Linked DNA regions of Mus musculus: regions 1 and 2 are each linked to region 3. A link is a loop called in an ENCODE intact Hi-C map of the cell type or tissue named here. Cell type or tissue: gastrocnemius. All regions are shown on one strand. Region 1 overlaps Agbl1 (ATP/GTP binding protein-like 1). Region 2 overlaps Agbl1 (ATP/GTP binding protein-like 1). Region 3 overlaps Agbl1 (ATP/GTP binding protein-like 1).

What was found. Hi-C counts contacts between places; a loop is a spot of excess contacts. Peaks named below come from ENCODE experiments on the same cell type or tissue, not always from the same donor. Only the 100,000 strongest peaks of a DNase experiment are listed, where the experiment ranks them.
Region 1: a loop joins it to region 3, with 5 times the contacts of the local background. A loop is called at or near these places in 33 of 42 quality-filtered maps.
Region 2: a loop joins it to region 3, with 5 times the contacts of the local background. A loop is called at or near these places in 33 of 42 quality-filtered maps.

The regions. Positions count from the first base shown.
Region 1 is chr7:76,940,430-76,942,929 of GRCm38, forward strand. All of the region lies in intron 22 of Agbl1 (ATP/GTP binding protein-like 1), which reads left to right. Among named protein-coding and RNA genes, the nearest start is that of Gm30774, 570 kb to the left of the region's middle. In gastrocnemius, a CTCF peak has its summit at 1,321 (motif pointing left); a DNase peak (open chromatin) is centred at 1,300.
Region 2 is chr7:76,936,559-76,939,058 of GRCm38, forward strand. The region is part of intron 22 of Agbl1 (ATP/GTP binding protein-like 1); the gene reads left to right. Among named protein-coding and RNA genes, the nearest start is that of Gm30774, 570 kb to the left of the region's middle. In gastrocnemius, no CTCF peak of the experiment used is centred here; no DNase peak of the experiment used is centred here.
Region 3 is chr7:76,391,868-76,394,367 of GRCm38, forward strand. The region is part of intron 6 of Agbl1 (ATP/GTP binding protein-like 1); the gene reads left to right. Among named protein-coding and RNA genes, the nearest start is that of Gm30774, 24 kb to the left of the region's middle. In gastrocnemius, a CTCF peak has its summit at 1,193; DNase peaks (open chromatin) are centred at 1,199 and 1,473; H3K4me3 peaks cover 472 bases; H3K27ac peaks cover 370 bases.

The DNA.
Region 1 (2,500 bases), 550 kb after region 3:
GGAGTTTCTCGGGCCTAGAAGTGACTTCAAGCCCAGTGATGCACTAAACCACGGGAAATCACTGGGGACGTGGACATTCTGTTGTATAGGGCTGAAATAAAGAGAAGTGATACACACTGTGAAATGCCAGTTGTGCCAGATTTACTTTGTGTCCCTTGAGGATTTCCATCCTGTAATTTTTATGAATCCCTGCAAAAGAGATCAAACGACATGGTCTTTTCTGCTGTCCAGGAAGGTTGATTAACAGTAGTTGAGAAATTAATTAATATCCTTTGTTTTTGTAAGGTCTCCTTGAAAGAATTAACAACAGGAGTGACAAAACCTTCCTTGACTCATACTTTGGCATGAAAGGCAAAGGTCATGATTCTTGCTTTGTGAGTTTTCTTTATACACTAATCACGCTTTCTTCTGTTCCTTTGTACCCATGGGCTTCAAGAAGCAAGATTTTTCATATGCATACACAGAACAAAGAGAAAGGAAGTCCTCTGCTTATCTCTCCTTTGGTCAACACCTCATCTGACTAGTCTTCTTCCTGAAGGCCCTTCTCAGCTCTAGCTTTACTAGAGATTAGCTTGCTTTGTTACAGCAAGGTTCAGGGTACCCTGCCAAGCCTGATATGAGCAGTGCCATAGCAAAGAAACACTTTCCCTTGATGTCCAGTTACCCTTTTGGTATAATTACCATGTAAACATGTCTCCTTGTGGAGATCAAGTGGTCCCCAGTGCATTTCTGCCTTGTCTACTGTCTGGATCCTCCTTCCTCCATTTTTGGAGTGCTGGTATTACAGGCATGCATCATCTTAAAATCTTTACTAGAGTCAGAAACTCAAGGTAGTTTTCTTCAGGAAATAATGTGGAAATAAAATGTAGCATCAATGTATGTTGACACTTGTTATATAGATAATTTCCATAGAGGCTGGGGGTGGGGGAGAAGATAACCATACAGCTCCTTTTATTTTTGTATTTGAAGTCTCAAGTTGAATATAAAATGAAACTCAGTTATCATTATGTGGGTGAATGGAGATATTTTGAAAAGCTCCAAAAACCTTGGTTAATGCATAACAAATATTCATTCGTTAAAATTATTGTTAAATTACTTATTAAATAACTTTCTTGTTATAATTTATGCATCATAAAATTTGACTGTGTGAGTAAGTTACCATTAGTGTTGCAATTACTCTTCTATTGGATCTGTAGTAATGAAAGAGATTTCTGAATGAAGCTGTTGTAGCACAATTCACTCTTAGAGGTTCTAGGAATCTGGCCCCTGTCATCCTGGAGAAGCCTGGGCTGCTGGCAGGAGAGCTCCCCCTGCTGTTAGGTTATGAGATAAAGGAAAGGCTGTATTGGTGTATTTGGCTCTATGCCTAGAAAGCCACAGATTTCCTTTTAAATTTTTATTATTAGTAATAGTATTAGTATTATTAGTAATAGTATTAATATTATTGGTAGTATTAGTAGTAGTATTATAAGAGAGAGTCTCATGTAGTGCAGGCTGATTTTGAACTCCATGTGTATCTATCTGGAAATGACATGAATTTATTATTCTGTGTCTATTTCTTAAGTATTGGGATTACAGGCATTTAACATTATCTCTGAGTTCCTGAGGGCTGATTCCAGGACATAGTGCATGCTAGACAAGTAGTCTGTCAACCAAGTTCTGTCTCCAGTCCTGCAGAGAGAGTTCTTATCTTAACAATCCAATGTAGATCAGTGGCAGGCATGTGTTTTTAAGGAATATTCCCAGGGTCTGTATCGAAAAGGCCTTACTCGAGAAGGATAGTGTAGGCTCCAGACAACTGCATTTAAAGGAGCTCTCTCTGGGGAAATCAGTAGTTCCTGAAGGATTCTGAGACAACATGGCTCTCCTCATAGCAACATCAGAATGATAATAGTTGGGAAATGTAGACTGTACTGATTTAATCAACTCTAGGTGGGGGAATTTGGGGGTCTTTTTTGTTCTACTTATTTTTTTAATTCTCAACACTGACTGTATAATGTTTAGTTATAGACACGTGATTTATTTTCAACAAGTAGAAAGGGCAAGCTGATATGTATAAGTTAGAATGTGTAACTTAAAAGGAAAATAAATTCTATTTCTGTTAAAAATATTTTAGAAACTCTCCAATTGCAAATATATATGTACACACACACATGCAAGTCTCACCACCTTTCAAAATATTGCTCTCCTTGGAATTGGATGAAATGAGAGATTTAAGTTTCACCTAGAATATAAAGCCCTTTCAATGACTCATGGTCTCCTGCCACCTTAGCTAAAGCTGAACTTCCCACTGACAGGAGTAATTATCTTTGAAAATAGAAGTTGAAATAGAAACCAAGGATGGTAGCTGATGAGCCCTCTATGCATATTTATATGTTCACTAGCCTCTCGAATTGTGCTTTCTTCCCAGGAATAAATTTTCCTTTATTGTTTGTTCAGGCCTCCCCCATTCTCACAGAACTCCTGCTGTGCCAAGAGAGATGTGAAAAAGGGCCAAGTG
Region 2 (2,500 bases), 540 kb after region 3:
GGTGGAATGAAAATACTCTGGAGGCAAAAGTCATAACTTATAACACTCATCCTTGTATCTTCATGATTACAATATTTCTTAAGAGACTTGTTTTCCTGTGGTGCATCGGACACTGGGTGTACAAGTCACTGTCTTTGTGGCCCAAGCTATGTCTTCAAAGAGCTAATATGGATATTACACATAGAGTGCCATGAAGCCATATAATGAATGGTGTTGGATAGGAGACAAGGAACACTTGCAGAAAGGGGCAAAGGAGCAGGAAGATGATGGAACCAGTAGTGAAAACTTTCATAGCAGAAGTAATGCTTGAGTTGGGCCTAAGTTGGTGAACAGGATTTTATAGATCAAAGGGAAAGTCAATGGAATTATGCTTAGGTAATGGGAAAATCATATTGTCATAAGAACCCAATAAGAGCATAAGAACGGTGACCAATTTCCCATGATTTAAACACATTGATTCTAGTTATCATATTTTCAAAAAAGCTGTTACTTTTTTTTTGCTATTGTTTTAATCCACCTTTTTTCAACCAAGAAATCTGAGCTTGGGAGGCTAAAGTGTTCATAAATGTGCTCATAAAGATAGGTGTGGGGTTCAAAGACCAGGGTCTTTCCTATACAACCACTCTGTCCTAAAAGAACACAACATGGAGAAGCAGAGCTCTAGTGGGCATACTAAATCCAAGAAAAAGAGCATTGGAAAAATAAGAATTCTATGTGGTTTGGAATGGTCTGCAGCCCTGCCCATTTTACAATTCTACATAGCATATAATTGGCTCCTTCATTTAACTACATGGGACATTGTGGTTTTCCTGATATACACACTACTCTCCAGGATGTGCTGGTGACAATAAAATACATCTCATATATTAGAAAATGGATTTCTAGCCAGGCATGGTGGCACATGCCTTTAATCCCAGCACTTGGGAGGCAGAGGCAGGTAGATTTCGGAGTTCATAAAGTCAGCCTGTTTTACAGAGTGAGTTCCAGGACATCCAGGGCTACACAGAGAAACCCTGTCTCGAAAAAACAAAAACAAACAAACAAAAGAAAAAGAAAAAGAAATGGATTTCTGATTCAAATAAATTTGTAAAGCCTGATTTACTTAAGAAAAATAGATTGTTAGTGAAAGTCTTCTGCAGAGTTGCCTTCTGATGTTCTTACAAGTAAAAGCTATGTATGGACAGGTCATATGGTTAAGATTCCACTTTTCATGTTCAATTCTTTTTGCAGGAATTGATGAGGACGAATATTTTTATGAGAACTCAGAAATGTTGATTCACCGATATGAAGCTCATAATTTATAGTCTTCAAAAATCTGAACTGAGCTCTCAGTTCTATCACAAACTTATTGGACCACATTCCATCTGCTAATCACCTTTAGCATAAATGACTGAGGTCAGCTTCATTTCTTGACACTTAGGAAGTATCAAGAAATGGCAGCCACCACCATTATTATTCTTATCTTTATCACTTCCAAAATAGACTCTTGGGATTTGAGTAGATGGAGAGACTATTTCTATTTCTCAAACTCTTTATTCATCCAGTGGGCCAGCAGGGAGGACTGGGCCTCTCAAGGTTTATGACAATACTGAGTCTATGAACAACCTCCAGTAGGGTGGCTCATGAATAATTGAGTACATATATGAAGGGAAAGCTTTACGGTTTTCTGATAGTGTGTACGTCTGCAGCTGGCTAGCTCTGATAACACTCTTAAATAACCTCTTTCACCTTTAAAGCCTGAAATACCTGTTCCATGTTTACTGTTTCAGGAGTTCTCTGGCTATAAAAATAGCCTAGCTTTAAAGGGGCAATACAGTCTTTTATAAAGGAATGAAAAGTACTCAGCTTAGAGCCTCAATTGTTTAGACAAAAGTGGCCAGCCAATGTGGTGGGTCCATTCACTAGGGCTCACTGTGCACTCTATTAATGAATAGCTGCATCTTTTTTCTGTCTTTCATTATAAAGTCTAAAATACAGCATCCACAGTATGGCTCATCCACATTGTGACTACCTGTCAGATGTAAGAGCTCATGCTGGATGCTATTACTAGGCTGGCCATGAACTCTTCTCAGCTTCCAAACATGTAGTGACGAGAGGATCCTGTGTTTATTCATATGAATTTTTCATCCCAAAGTTTCTATGACTCTTGGCATAAGATTGTTAGTATCTAAATCTTACCTGATAGGTTAGATGTCTGGTGGAAAGAATACTATTAAGAGATCGTCCACCAGTAGACTAGATGCCAGTTGATGTAAAAATTTATGGCTGTCTCACTGGGGACATAAGGCTGAGTAGAAGACAGCTGGCTGGTACGGAGTTGATTGGTAATTAAGGCACATGAATTAAATGGAGTAAAGAGAGTGGCTGCCTCCGTTCAGAAATGGTTGGAGAGTCTGAGTGGATAAAGACAATAGAAGTGCTTTAAGTAGGATTCTTTTGCCCTATAAGGAGGAAAAAGTGAACTTAAGTTATCTTCAATGCCATCCCAGGCTTTGTTAAA
Region 3 (2,500 bases):
ACCTGCAAAGGGGTGCACAACCCACAGGTTGTGAATCACTGCATTAAACAGAATGGAACCAGCCATGGTGCAATGTGCACATAAATGTGTGTGCCTGTTTTATTCTTTGAGCACCCACACAGGGGTTGGGCTTCTTACTGCAGCTCTTACCTCATCTCAGGCCACATTAGAGGCTCTCCTAATTATTTGATGTTGGATAAGGAAGGAGTCCAGTTTCCTAGAATCTTTTTCCACCATGCCTTAGTTATTGTGGTATGTTCACAAACCCGATTGTCTCTCTCTCTCTTTTTTTTTTTCTACTATGACTTCTGGGGAAGCATACATTATGTATTTCACTGATGAGTCAAACATCTCCTTCAAATAATATTGATTTTTTTTTTTTGTATTTGTCACACTGCTGCAGTTGGCTTCATTTGAAGGCAGCATGGCAAGCCACATCCATCACCATGCTGGTTTAAAATGACACGTATATCCATTTATTGAGTTCTTAGCATGTCAGACACTGTGTATGTTTAGCCCGAAAAGGATATTTCGCAATCCCCGTCTCAGTAAGTGGGGTAACTGAAGTCTGGAAGGCTTAAATAATTTATTCAGGCAGCAGGCTTTAGGGTTTACCTGACAGTCTCTTCCTCCCAGTGAGCTAAGCCCCATGCTTCACCAGGAAGAGATTAAAGAGGCTAGGTTTACTTAACCCAAAGAAGGAACAACGAAATGTTGAAAGGAAGCTAAGTAAATATTGCTTAAGTATCAGGAGAATTATCTTGGAAGACCATGTGTTACTTAAGTCAGAAACATCACACGGTCCACTCCACATAACGTTTGAATGGGCCCCGGTGAGAGATGCTAAAACACCAGCATGTGTGTGAGGAGCCTGTGTTTGCTGCTTCGAGGGTGAGCATCAGGCAAGGCTGATGAATGGGGGCATGAGATCCGGGAGCGAGGAGCAGGAACTGGAAGGATTACAGGCTCCTATTACGTCATGCCACATTCAATTTGGCATATTCCTCTTTACTTTCTTGGCTTCGAGTCCGGTCTTGCCTGCCAAATACTTACGTGCTTTGCATAAGTGCATAAGTGATTTTAAAAAGTTTAAGTTAAAAGGTTGCAACTGTGCCGGTTGTCTCCTTTGCCCTCCTCAGCCTGATGCTGCAAGGAAGTGTGGGCTGAGTTGCAGACAGTTGTTCCTGTAGTTCCTCTTCATGCCATGTGGTGGTGCTGTTCTTCTAGTTATCTCGACCATTGCTAGTCCAATATTTATTTTCGGTGAGTAATTTGTTTATCAGGAGGTTATTTTAATCTAATTTTGGCCATATTTGCTAGCGCACACTATCTGTGCTTCCCAGCGTTAGCAGCTTGCATGTCTTGAAGGAAATTATCTGAAGATGGTCTCAGAGGCATTTGCGCAGCCATTATTTAAGGGAGGTGGGAGGAGGCAGGGTGAGTGGAGCCTGGGGTTAGAACAGCGGATGGAATTTGTTGCCTTCCAAGTGGTGTTAGCATGACTGAGCAGGATTGACAGAGGGCGGGGACATCCCAGTAGCATTTTGCAAGCTGTCTCTGCTTGACAGCAGCAACGCTGGTTGTTAGGGTCGCTAGTCTCCCAGACCCTTGTGACAACTTGTAAAGGTCCTAAATTGGTTTGGGAGGACAAGAGTCTTCTAGTTCTGCACCCTCTGCAAGAGGCCCTTCTCCCAATCTGATGACATCTTTAATTAACTGCTACTGCAAGCTGCCTGTGAGCTGGGGAGTGGGGGAGGTTGGAAAGAGCGTGACTGTACCAGAGCAACCACCGCAGCATCCACAGCGTGACTATGGTGATGAATAGCGTGCTGGACACTTTGCTCACGTTACATTGAACTCTTTGTCCTCACTTACATAATAGTCATAGTACTATACCTGTCCTACATGCCAAGAAGAGGTAGTTAGCACAAAACAAAGACTTGCTGAAGTCCCACAAAAAGCACAAGGAAAGCTAAACTTTACCTCAGTTGTGACTGCTTCCAAAGCGTCAGATTTTCATATTTCTGGTAACCTTCAGCAGGAGTCAGGAACCCTGGACTGAGCCATAGATTGACTATGCGATCTTAAACATGGCCTTAGGTTGGCTTGCAGTAAGTGGAGGGTTGTAGGCGGGGCTTGATGCTTCTTTGCAACAGAATCTAACGTTTTCATCACCAAAGCCTAAGTGTGAATGACACATATTTGGTAGGCACAATGGGGCTCAGGTTGAGACCCCAGTTAAGAACAGCTCATTTTTTTCTTTTGCTTTCCAACTCTTGTTAGACACTGAGAAGTTTCCAGGGACGTTCCTGAGGGTCTGGAAGAAATCAGCCTTGGAAACTTCTGAATGAATATCATCGTGGGGTGTGTGGGAGCTTGACCTGTTGTTTGCGATTACAGCTTCAAGATGGAGTGACATGATGCTTTCTGTGGGAGGCTGGAAAAGTGTGTCACACTTCTCTAAGTAGTAAAATAATAATAATAATAAATGGTAATATAA